Regions from separate parts of the Homo sapiens genome. Here region 1 is linked to region 2. A link is an interaction called in ENCODE POLR2A ChIA-PET data of the cell type or tissue named here. Cell type or tissue: GM12878. All regions are shown on one strand. Links, peaks and the distances in the headings refer to the core of each region. The heading gives the core; the rest is flanking DNA.

What was found. ChIA-PET counts read pairs that join two places held together with the same protein. Peaks named below come from ENCODE experiments on the same cell type or tissue, not always from the same donor. Only the 100,000 strongest peaks of a DNase experiment are listed, where the experiment ranks them.
Region 1: POLR2A ChIA-PET joins it to region 2 with 6 read pairs; 2 of 35 experiments call an interaction of 5 or more read pairs at or near these places.

Annotation. Positions count from the first base shown.
Region 1 is chr6:11,935,910-11,941,301 of GRCh38, reverse strand. All of the region lies in intron 1 of LOC107986570 (a long non-coding RNA gene), which reads right to left. Among named protein-coding and RNA genes, the nearest start is that of HIVEP1, 74 kb to the left of the region's middle. RefSeq lists an enhancer at 2,690-2,749. In GM12878, for the core only: no CTCF peak of the experiment used is centred there; a DNase peak (open chromatin) is centred at 2,661.
Region 2 is chr6:11,548,174-11,553,565 of GRCh38, reverse strand. All of the region lies in intron 1 of TMEM170B (transmembrane protein 170B), which reads right to left. Among named protein-coding and RNA genes, the nearest start is that of TMEM170B, 13 kb to the right of the region's middle. In GM12878, for the core only: no CTCF peak of the experiment used is centred there; no DNase peak of the experiment used is centred there.

The DNA.
Region 1 (5,392 bases), core at 174-5,173, 390 kb before region 2:
GGACCCTTAATGCAACATGAGTGGTATCCTTGTAAAGAAGAAGGGAGAGACACAGGGAGAAGGCGGCCACGGAAACAGAGTTTGGGGTAATGACGCCGCAAGCCAAGGGTGGCTGGCAACAATCAGAAGTGAGGCTGGCGGCATGGAACACACGGCCTCCCTAAATTCCCAGAAGGAACCAACTATGCCAACACCTTGATTTTGAACTTACAGCCTCTAGAAGTATGAGAAAAATTAAATACATATATTTATATATGTGTATGTGTGTATTATATATTATATAATTTATATTATCAATATATTATATTATATATTAATATAATAAATATAATTTATTATATATATTTAATAAATACATTATAATTTATTATAAATATAATATATAATAATATAATAAATATATATTGTATACATATTTGTTGTTTTAAGCAATCCAATGGCATTTTGTTACAGCAGCCCTGGGAAACTAGAGCACTAAGTATTCAAGATTACTACTTTTTTTTTGAGACAGAGTTTCACGCTTGTTGCCCAGGCTGGAGTGCAGTGGCGCAATCTCGTCTCACTGCAACCTCTGCCTCCCGGGTTCAAGTGGTTCTCCTGCCTCAGCCTTCCCAGTAGCTGGGACTACAGGCACCTGCCACCACACCCGGCCAATTTTTTGTATTTTTAATAGAGACAGGGTTTCACCACGTTGGCCAGGCTGGTCCCAAACTCCTGGCCTCAATTGATCTGCCTGCCTTGGCCTCCCAAAGTGCTGGGATTACAAGCATGAGCCTACATGCCCGGCCAAGATTATTACATTTAACAGTGATGCTCTATCAGAGGGGGAAGTGAGCTGTGGCCTGTGCATCAAATTCTGCTTGTTACCCGTTTTCATAAATACAAAATTGAAGCATACCCATGATCATTACTTTATGAATTATCATGGCTGCTTGCATGCTGTAATGGCAGAGTGGAGTAGTTATGAGAGGGATTATCTGGCCTACACAACCTTAAAATATTGACTTTCTGGTCCTTTGTAGAAAAAGCCTTCCAGTTCTTGATACATGCTACTAAGCCTTTAATTAAAACGTTGAAATGTTTAAGAGTCTAACTAGATTTTTGGTTAGCTCTCAAAACTGAAACCCATTCTTCTCTGTATTAGAACAGGCTACGCTTGCTACAGTAAATAACAGCTCCTAAAGTTCAGGGTTTTTAAAAATACAGTAAAAGCTTATTTCTCACTCAGGTAATGTCCACTATGGGTCTGGGAAACACTGCCCAATGCAGTGATTTGCAATGCAGCTTGCTTCAATCTAAAGTCTCTATTATCTTATAGACTTCTGTCAACCTTGCAGATTTAAAGAACTAGAGAATTGCTCAAGGTTTTTCCATGCCTTGGCCTGGAAGTGACACACTTCATTTCCTTTCACATCCATTGGCCAGAAACAGTTATGTGACCCTGTCTAACTGCAAGGAGGCTGGAAGAAATAGGAGGATGAATAGGATATTCCCGAGTACTGTTATCACCACGCTACTAAATACCTTGACTGAGTATTATTATAAAATTAGCACTTCAATGACTTCTGGAATTTAAAATAGTGAATATTGTTGTAATAGTGAATATTGTTGAAGAGTCACAGGTAAGTACTCTTATTATCAGGTAATTTCTTGGGAATCTCTATTAGCCATTTGTAAACTTGTGAACTTTATAAATGGCGAGACTGAGATTTTGTGAAACGTCATAAATGATATATATTTTTTTCCTTTTGCTATTGTCAAAGAAATACCTAATGTGGCTTAAAAGGCATTACTCAAATTAAGAAATAAAAAAATCTGAATATGTACACCTGGCACTAGGCTGTAAGCACGTTTAAGCAGTATTACTAATCTCTGTCCCTCTTCATACACGTGAAAGGAACTGGCTCCAGAAGTCACACACTTTATTTGTATATGCAGAAACAGATATCCCATATTTAGGTTTTTTTTTTTTTTAGACCGAGTTTCACTGTTGCCCAGGCTGGAGTGCAGTGGTGCGATCTTGGCTCACTGCAACCTCCGCCTCCCGGGTTCAAGCAATTCTCCTGCCTCAGCCTCCTGAGTAGCTGGGATTACAGGTGTGTGTCACCACACCCGGCTAATTTTTGTATTTTTAGCAGAGAGGGGGTTTCACTATGATCCACCCACCTCGGCCTCCCAAGGTGCTGGGATTACAGGCGTGAGCCACTGCTCCCAGCCATATTTAGGGTTTTTTACATATAGAAGTATAGAGTTTTTTTTTTTTTTTTTTTTTTTTGCTGGACACAAGCAATTAAAGAAAATGAAATACCAAAAATAAATAAATAAATACATAAATAAATAAACCTTTGCAATCCCAGCAGTTGCTCCCTAGCTGGAAGAGAATGAAGGAATGAGACAAGGACTCAGGAGATTGTTGGGCCATCTACCCCCTGCCTTACAGAGGGAGTTGTCAAGAAAAGAGATCAGCAGGTGCTCCGGAGGGAAAGTGGCTTGGCCAAGGTTCACAGCCTGCGTTGTTCAGATACCATGACTGCTGGGCTTGCTCCCCCTATAGCGGTGGGGGAGGTTCAGATGTTGTCAGGATAAGGAAGTTCCTTATTTCCCTGTCTTCCTGCCACTGGACGCTCTCAAGCCCTTCATGCTCTGTCCCAGCTTGTGCCTCTGCTCCTTTGGCAACTGCTCCCTTCCACTGTTTGTGTGCCAGCCTGGCAGACCAGAAGGGACAGTTTGGTTCCTTCTGTAGCATTTCTCCAGCTCTCACCAGCATCCATCCTTTCACTGTGTAGCCCCAGGGAATGGATCGGGGACTCTGTGATCTTTGCTTTCCTTTAAAAAGTTTGTTTTTGCACGTCCACTGGAGCCGATCATTTTCTCCTATTCGCCTTGGTGACATCTTAGCCTTGAGGTTTATCTGAAATGTGATTGTTGCTGATTGATTGCTTCTAAACATGCTGGTGCAGCCATTTGAAAAATTAGTAGAGTCAGGGTTTTTCTTTTGTTTTGTTTTGAGAACAGTCAAACCAGTTTGTGCAAAAGTATAATTATATACTTCAATTTTCCTCATAAAAGCTCAAAAGCATGGTGTAATCACTTGTACCATTAAGCTATCTAAATGTGCTTATTCAGACCAAGTGTAAATAATGCCAAGAAAAGAATATGCTGGAAAAAGAAGAACTGCATCACACATAAGACTATCCTGCATGATGATTGTACATAAACAGGTATTAAATCTATGGAGAGACACTGTGAATTCATGCTTCTTACAGAAGACAAGCTTTTAAAATATAAAATCAAGTTGTGTAGTAAGAATGGCAATACAGATTCATTTGAGCCACTGAACTCAATACATTTTTAAATTGTATCCATTTACAGAGCAAAAAAATTAAGTGGATCTCAGCAGCAGATGAAATTAGTTATACTTACATGAATTTGACTAATCATATATGCATGGTTGCAAAAAATTGACTACTTCCCAACTCAAGTTTAACTGCTGTCAATGCTAGAATCTATAGGACCAAAATTATAACTTTATAATTTGTAAACTTTGTCCATGTACATAATCTCATTGATCTGCATTGATTTCTTATGAGGCAGGTATTATGATTCTCGTTTTGCTGGTTAAGAAACTGAGGCTTCACAAGGTTTGTGACCTCCCTAGGATCACCTGAACATTAAATGATCTTGGAGAAAAAAATCAAAAACCTCTACTGTCAGTTCTTAATTAGCAACCAAAGCTCTTTGTTCATTGAAATGTTTAGATATTTTCCTCATTTGAGAATTCATAAATGGTTCTAGGTGTATTTTCTCAAGTTACTGTACATCACTGTTGGAGGAAAATTTCTTATACACAATGCCCACATCTACTCTAGGGGTCAATCAACCATTCCAGGTATTTTGATCTTCTTCTTACGTATTTTTCATTGGTAGGAGTTTGGGGTAGGCTTTTGGTTTGCTTTAGGCACAGTTTATATGTAAAGTTTATAATCTCAAACAGGGAAGGAATTTAATCAGTTCTAAATTAAAAAGGCTAAGGAGGTTTCACTTTCAGAAAGATGAACTTTTATTTTTTCATAAGATTATTCGATGCTTTCCTTTTTACTACAAGTACCCAGTGTATGCAAAAAAAAAAAGTAATTTGTGGAATCAATATTTATTATCCCAAAAAATATGTAATTATAAATGGAAAAGGCCTCTAATGTAGTAAAATAATAATAAAAATCTATTAGTATGGGAGGCTGAGGCAGGCGGATCATGAGGTCAGGAGTTTGAGACCAGCCTGGACAACATGGTGAAACCCTGTCTCTACTAAAAATACAAAAATTAGCCAGGCGCGGTGGCGGGTGCCCATAATCCCAGCTAACTGGGAGGCTGAGGCAGGAGAATCACTTGAACCCAGGAGGCGGAGGTTGCATTGAGCCGAGACTGTGCCATTGCACTCTAGCCTGGGCGACAGAGTGAGACTCTGTCTCAAAAGTAGAGGAGAGTAGAGGAGAGTAGAGAGTAGAGGAGGGGAGGGGAGGGGAGGGTAGGGTAGGGTAGGGTAGGGTAGGGTAGGGTAGGGTAGGGTAGGGTAGGGTAGGGTAGAATAGGGTAGAATAGAATAGAATAGAATAGAATAGAATAGAATAGAATAAAATAAAAATATAGGACCTATCACTGTTTCCAATGTACCTTGGCAAATTTTCCTCCTACTCTGGCTATCAGGAAGCTCAGAGTCTAATTTATAGCCTAAATTTGCACTAACTACATCTTAATATCTTTCCCGATTTCTTCTGCAAGATTTTCCCAGATACTTTGAATTTGATACTGATGGGATAAACCTTTTAATTATAATTTGTCTCAATTCCATTAAGAAAGTTGGTGTAATTTGTTTAACGTTATTTCAACATTTATTAATCACCTACTATCTACGTGATCTTATGATACAGAGGTAAGCAGAACACCAGCTTCTGCCCTCAAGCCAATTATGAATTCCCATACAGACAACTAAAACTAAATAAATATGCGAACAAACAAATAGCTCATGCATAGATACAAGCATGGGTCTAGACTACCACATGAATCAAATATACCTTTTAGTTGTTAACGAAATCAACAGACCTTCCATCTCATAGCATGGTAGGTACATTTTATATATATATATACCTGTTGAATAAATTAGTTCATTCATGCCTGGATGAAAAAAACTATAAAATATAAACATGAATATATAATGAAATAAATAAAATTTCAGAGAAAACAATGTTATAGGTTAAAAATCCAGGAAAAAATAGAACTAATTCTAGAGTGATCTCGAGAGTTTTTTGTTTTCATTTTTCTTTTGAGACAGAGTCTCACTCTGTCACCCAGGCTAGAGTGTGGTGGTTTGATCTCGGCTCACTGCAACCTTCAC
Region 2 (5,392 bases), core at 73-5,072:
ACTTGTCTAAAGTAAAAAAAACTAGCTAGTAGAAGTTGAGGCTAAAAAATTTTTTGACTCATACATTCAAGGATCCTATTACTTCTTTCAAATCTTTATTTTTAGAAAAAAATTTAGCAGAACCCCAATTATCCAAGAAGGGAGGTGGAAATTCCAATAGCTGCTCACCTAACATATTTACATAAACATTTTTAATGTTTGATTCTCCTATATACTTCAGATTTAATATAACTAAAATGTTTAGAATTTTTAAGATACAGTAGACCCTTGAACAATGCAGGTTTGCAGTGCATGGGTCCAACATACATGTGGATTTTTGTTTTTCAATTAAACATGGAGCAAAAATATTCTAAGGATGCAAAACCCACCTACAGGGAGGTTCGACTTTTCACATACATGGGTTCTGCAGGGCCACTGCAGGATTTTGGTATATGCAGCGGTCCTAGAATCAATCCCCCATATATACTTTGAGATCAAAATAGACACCTCTTTATCAACTAAGACCGAAACTAAGATTAAGGAAGCAAAGTTACCTACAGGTCAAGGGTTCAGGGCCCAGGCGGCATGGCGAATTTCTAAAGTCCTATGGCTCTAAACTCCCTGACAATAGGAGCTATCAGACCACCCCTTACTGATTTACAACCCAGACCACAACTCTGATTAGACACAGGACCAGCCTTATAAACGTTCTTTTCTGATAAGCAATTGTAGACCTTAAGCCAGTCTCTACCAGTCATACTATACCATAGAGACTGTGCACAGACTGCCTTTGCATCCCATAGTTCACCTTCTGACACAGTCAAATTCTACCTCATTTTAATGCTAAAACCTTGCCCCAAAGTAAACAGAGAATATATGTTACCCATGTTTACCCACTGAGCATGCACTCAGCTCCTCTCATAAATATGTATAGCTTTTCCCCCAAACCTGCTGAATATGTATGACTCTATTGTGTAATACAAACTCTGAGAGGCAATAAAACCCAACCTCAACTTCCCTTCTATGAAGAGACAGTGCTTTCTGCACATGCACATGGCAGAGACTGTCTCTTCCTGGTTTGCAAATTGATATTGCTGATAAAACTATCCTTTCTACTATTTAGCCAGCCTAGTGGTCTTTTGGATGACGACACTCAGGGATAACTGTATTATAATTTAGTAAGGATAATTTTCTATGGCTAATACTGCATACAAATGAAGAAAACATTCTCAAAAGATAAATTTAATATAATCTGTTAAAAGACAAGTCACTTTAAAAAAAATCTGGGTTATCATATGCTCTTGGAAATAAGTGAGTCATTTATACTGAAATTTTAATAAGTCCAAATCTCCCATATTAACTATTATACATCGTTAAGATAGCTATAAATTGATCACAAAAAATAATTTTAAAAAAATCGGGTGTTCCCAACCACTAAGCTCTCAATAACAAAATCTCCTGAAGAGTTGGTTTACAAGGCAGCATCCTAGGCCTTGTTCTAAGATCCTAATTCCACATTTATCGACTGGAGCCATGGATCTGTATGAACAGTTCCAGGTGATTCTGATACGCAGGCCTGGAAACCATGACAGATTCACGTAATTCATGGTAGGGAGTGACAGAAGGAAAAAACTGTATAATGAAAATCCAGTTTCATATTACTGATGAAAACATCTTTGCTTTCCAAGGCACCCAAGAGCAGCAACATAATCATGTCCTGGTAGTACCAACCCATAGGCAGTTCACCTCTCCTGCCTCTCTACCCTCCCATGAACAGGTTCCTGCTCCACTCTTAACCTCTTCTTGTGCTGTCTTCACAGTTCCATTGCCTGGTTCTTCCTGAACTCAACAAGCCACAAAAGAATTACTTAATCTAAAGGTTAGCTTCTCTAGATCACTGAGCTCCTTATGGATAATGACTGACATTTTCACTTTTGTTCATCAGTGTTTACCACAGAGACTGGCACATAACTTATAATCAAGAAATATCAGGATTAATCCTTGAAAATGCTAGACTGTGCTATTTAAACATGATTTTACATATCGAGACAGTTTTCTGCTTTTTCTAATCACCTTGTTTTTACAGACACTTCATTCCCTCACCTGCTATGATGCCCCTAGTCTTCCCTTAGCCTCATTCCTTTCTCCCCATACCCACCTTTAAGACTGTCTTAGCCAGCATCCAGCAGGCCTTCAAGAGTCCCTACCACACCCTTGTGCAGTCTGCTCGCACAATGTTCCAGAGCTGGTCTGTGTATGACCAATAGAATACAGCAGACATGATGGTATATCACTTCCAAGATTAGGCTATCAAAGACTGTGGCTTCTGTTTTGGTTTCTCTTACTGTGTGTTTGTGTCTATGTGTGTGTGATCTCTCATTCTGAAAAAAACAGTTGTGAGTAGCCCTATGGAGAAGGCCTCCCACCACCTGCCAAGAGCCACATGAATGCCCCTGGGAGCTGAACCCCCAGCCCTAGACAAGTCTGCAGAGAATGCAGTAGTCCTGGCTGACAGCTTGACTGGACACTGTAAGACCCTGAGCCAGAACCAGCATTCCTGACCATCAGAGACTGTATGAGAAAATAAATGTGTCTTGTGTTAAGCTACTAAATTTGGGGGTAATGTCATTCAGCAATAGATAACTAATACAAAGATGTATAAGTTAATACTCAAGAATATAAGCTTCTTGAAAATAGTCGCTATGTATTTATCTTTGTATCTCTGACAGCACCATGTCCATGGTAAAGTTACTCAAATGTTTGCTCAACTGAACTGCAGTTGAGTGGTAATTTTTCAAGTCATGGCTTAGACACTCCGTAAGCAAGGGCAAAATAATCTCTGCCTGTTTCCTCACTTTTACAAACTGAATTAATAATGGTGTCTACCTCGTGGGATTATTGTGAGGCTCAAATGAAATAATACATGTAACATTCTTAGAACAATGCCAAGCACATTAAAAGGTGTTAAAGAAATGTTAACTACTAAAAGTAAAATTTCTAAGAAGGAAATACATCACTTTCCTTCCTTAGTACCAAAACCCTGGGTATACGTTTTTTTATATAAGAATCATACAATCCGTCAGGGTAAAGCGTTGGCTAAAAAAAAAAGAAATTGGCTGGGCACAGTGGCTCATGCCTGTAATCCCAGCACTTTGGGAGGCTGAGGCGGGTGGATCACCTGAGGTCAGGAGTTCGAGACCAGCCTGACCAACATGGTGAAACCCCATCTCTACTAAATAAAAAAACTTAGCTGGGCATGGTGGTGGGCACCTGTATAATCCCAGCTACTTGGGGGCGGAAGCAAGAGAATCGCTTGAACTCAGGAGGCACAGGTTGCAGTGAGCCAAGACTGCGCCACAGCACTCCAGCCTGGGTGACAAAGTGAGACTCTGCTTCAAAAAAAAAAAAAAAATTATATAAGCCACGACAGGATTATGAAAAAAATTAGAGGCAGGGCACTGTGGCTCGTGCCTGTAATCCTAGCATTTTGGGAGGCCAAGGTGGGCAGACTGCTTGAGTCCAGGAGTTTGAGACCAGCCTGGGCAACACAGCGAGACCCCGTCTTTATTTATAAAAAGTTAGAAAAATTGATGTACATGTAAGTATATGGGATAACATACCAAATGAAGGGGAGTAATGGAGTATGTTAATAAGCTAATGTTAATTGATCTAGTAACCTACATTCCTCAAAGCTATTTTCATTTTTTTCAAGTCCTACTACAACAAGTAGATATATGCTCTTAGATTATATTCCATGATTATCATAACACAAGCAACTGGACTCCAGTAAGAAATTGTGTTCTTCCTATTTGCATAAAGTTTGGTGAAAAAAATCTTTTTCTTTCAATGCTTAATCTACTTAGCCAAAGTCATGAGATGGAATGTGACAATCTAATGAGGCCTCTTTTTTCTTTTTTTTTTTTTGAGACGGAGTCTCGCTCTGTCGCCCAGGCTGGAGTGCAGTGGCGCCATCTCGGCTCGCTGCAAGCTCCGCCTCCAGGGTTCATGCCATTCTCCTGCCTCAGCCTCCCGAGTAGCTGGGACTATAGGTGCCCGCCACTACGCCTGGCTAACTTTTTGTATTTTTAGTAGAGACGGGGTTTCACCATGTTAGCCAGGATGGTCTCGATCTCCTGACCTCGTGATCCACCCACCTCTGCCTCCCAAAGTGCTGGGATTACAGGCGTGAGCCACCGTGCCTGGCCTGAGGCTTCTTTTAAATGTGTTGGTACTGCCACTGTTTATTCTATGATTATTTTACTGTTCATGTAGTTAGTCATTTAAAATAAAAAATTAACCTATCACACCTGATATCACATATTTTAAATAAATTTATACGCTCACTTTATAGAAAATGAGATGCATGCAAAATGCTTTATATAGGGTCTGATACACAGTGAGGTTTCAATAAATATAGCCATCAGTAGACTTATTCATCTGATACTACAATAAGTTCAACATGCTACACTCTCTGGGCTCTCCTCTTACCTCTGACCACTCTTTTTTTATTATTATTATACTTTAAGTTCTAGGGTACATGTGCACAACGTGCAGGTTTGTTACATATGTATACATATGCCATGTTGGTATGCTGCACCCATTAACTCGTCATTTATGTTAGGTATATCTCCTAATGCTATCCCTCCCCCTTCCCCCCACCCCATGACAGACCCCAGTGTGTGATGTTCTCCACCCTGTGTCCAAGTGTTTTCATTGTTCCAATTCCCACCTATGAGTGAGAGCACGCGATCTTTGGTTTTCTGTCCTTGCGACAGTTTGCTCAGAATGATGGTTTCCAGCTTCATCCATGTCCCTACAAAGGACATGAACTCATCCTTTTTTATGGCTGCATAGTATTCCATGGTGTATATGTGCCACATTTTCTTAATCCAGTCTATCATTGATGGACATGTGGGTTGGTTCCAAGTCTTTGCTATTATGAATAGTGCCACAATAAACATACGTGTGCATGTCTCTTTATAGCAGCATGATTTATAATCCTTTGGATATACACCAGTAATGGGATGGCTGGGTCAAATGGTATTTCTAGTTCTAGATCCCTGAGGAATCGCCACAGTTTTCCACAATGGTTGAACTAGTTTACAGTCCCACCAACAGTGTAAAAGTGTTCCTATTTCTCCACATCCTCTCCAGCACCTGTTGTTTCCTGACTTTTTAATGATCGCCATTCTAACTGGTGTGGGATGGTATCTCATTGTGGTTTTGATTTGCATTTCTCTGATGGCCAGCGATGATGAGCATTTTTTCTTGTGTCTGTTGGCTGCATAAATGTCTTCTTCTGAGAAGTGTCTGTTCATATCCTTTGCCCACTTTTTGATGGGTTTTTTTCTTGTAAATTTGTTTAAGGTCTTTGCAGATTCTAGATATTAGCCCTTTGTCAGATGGGTAGATT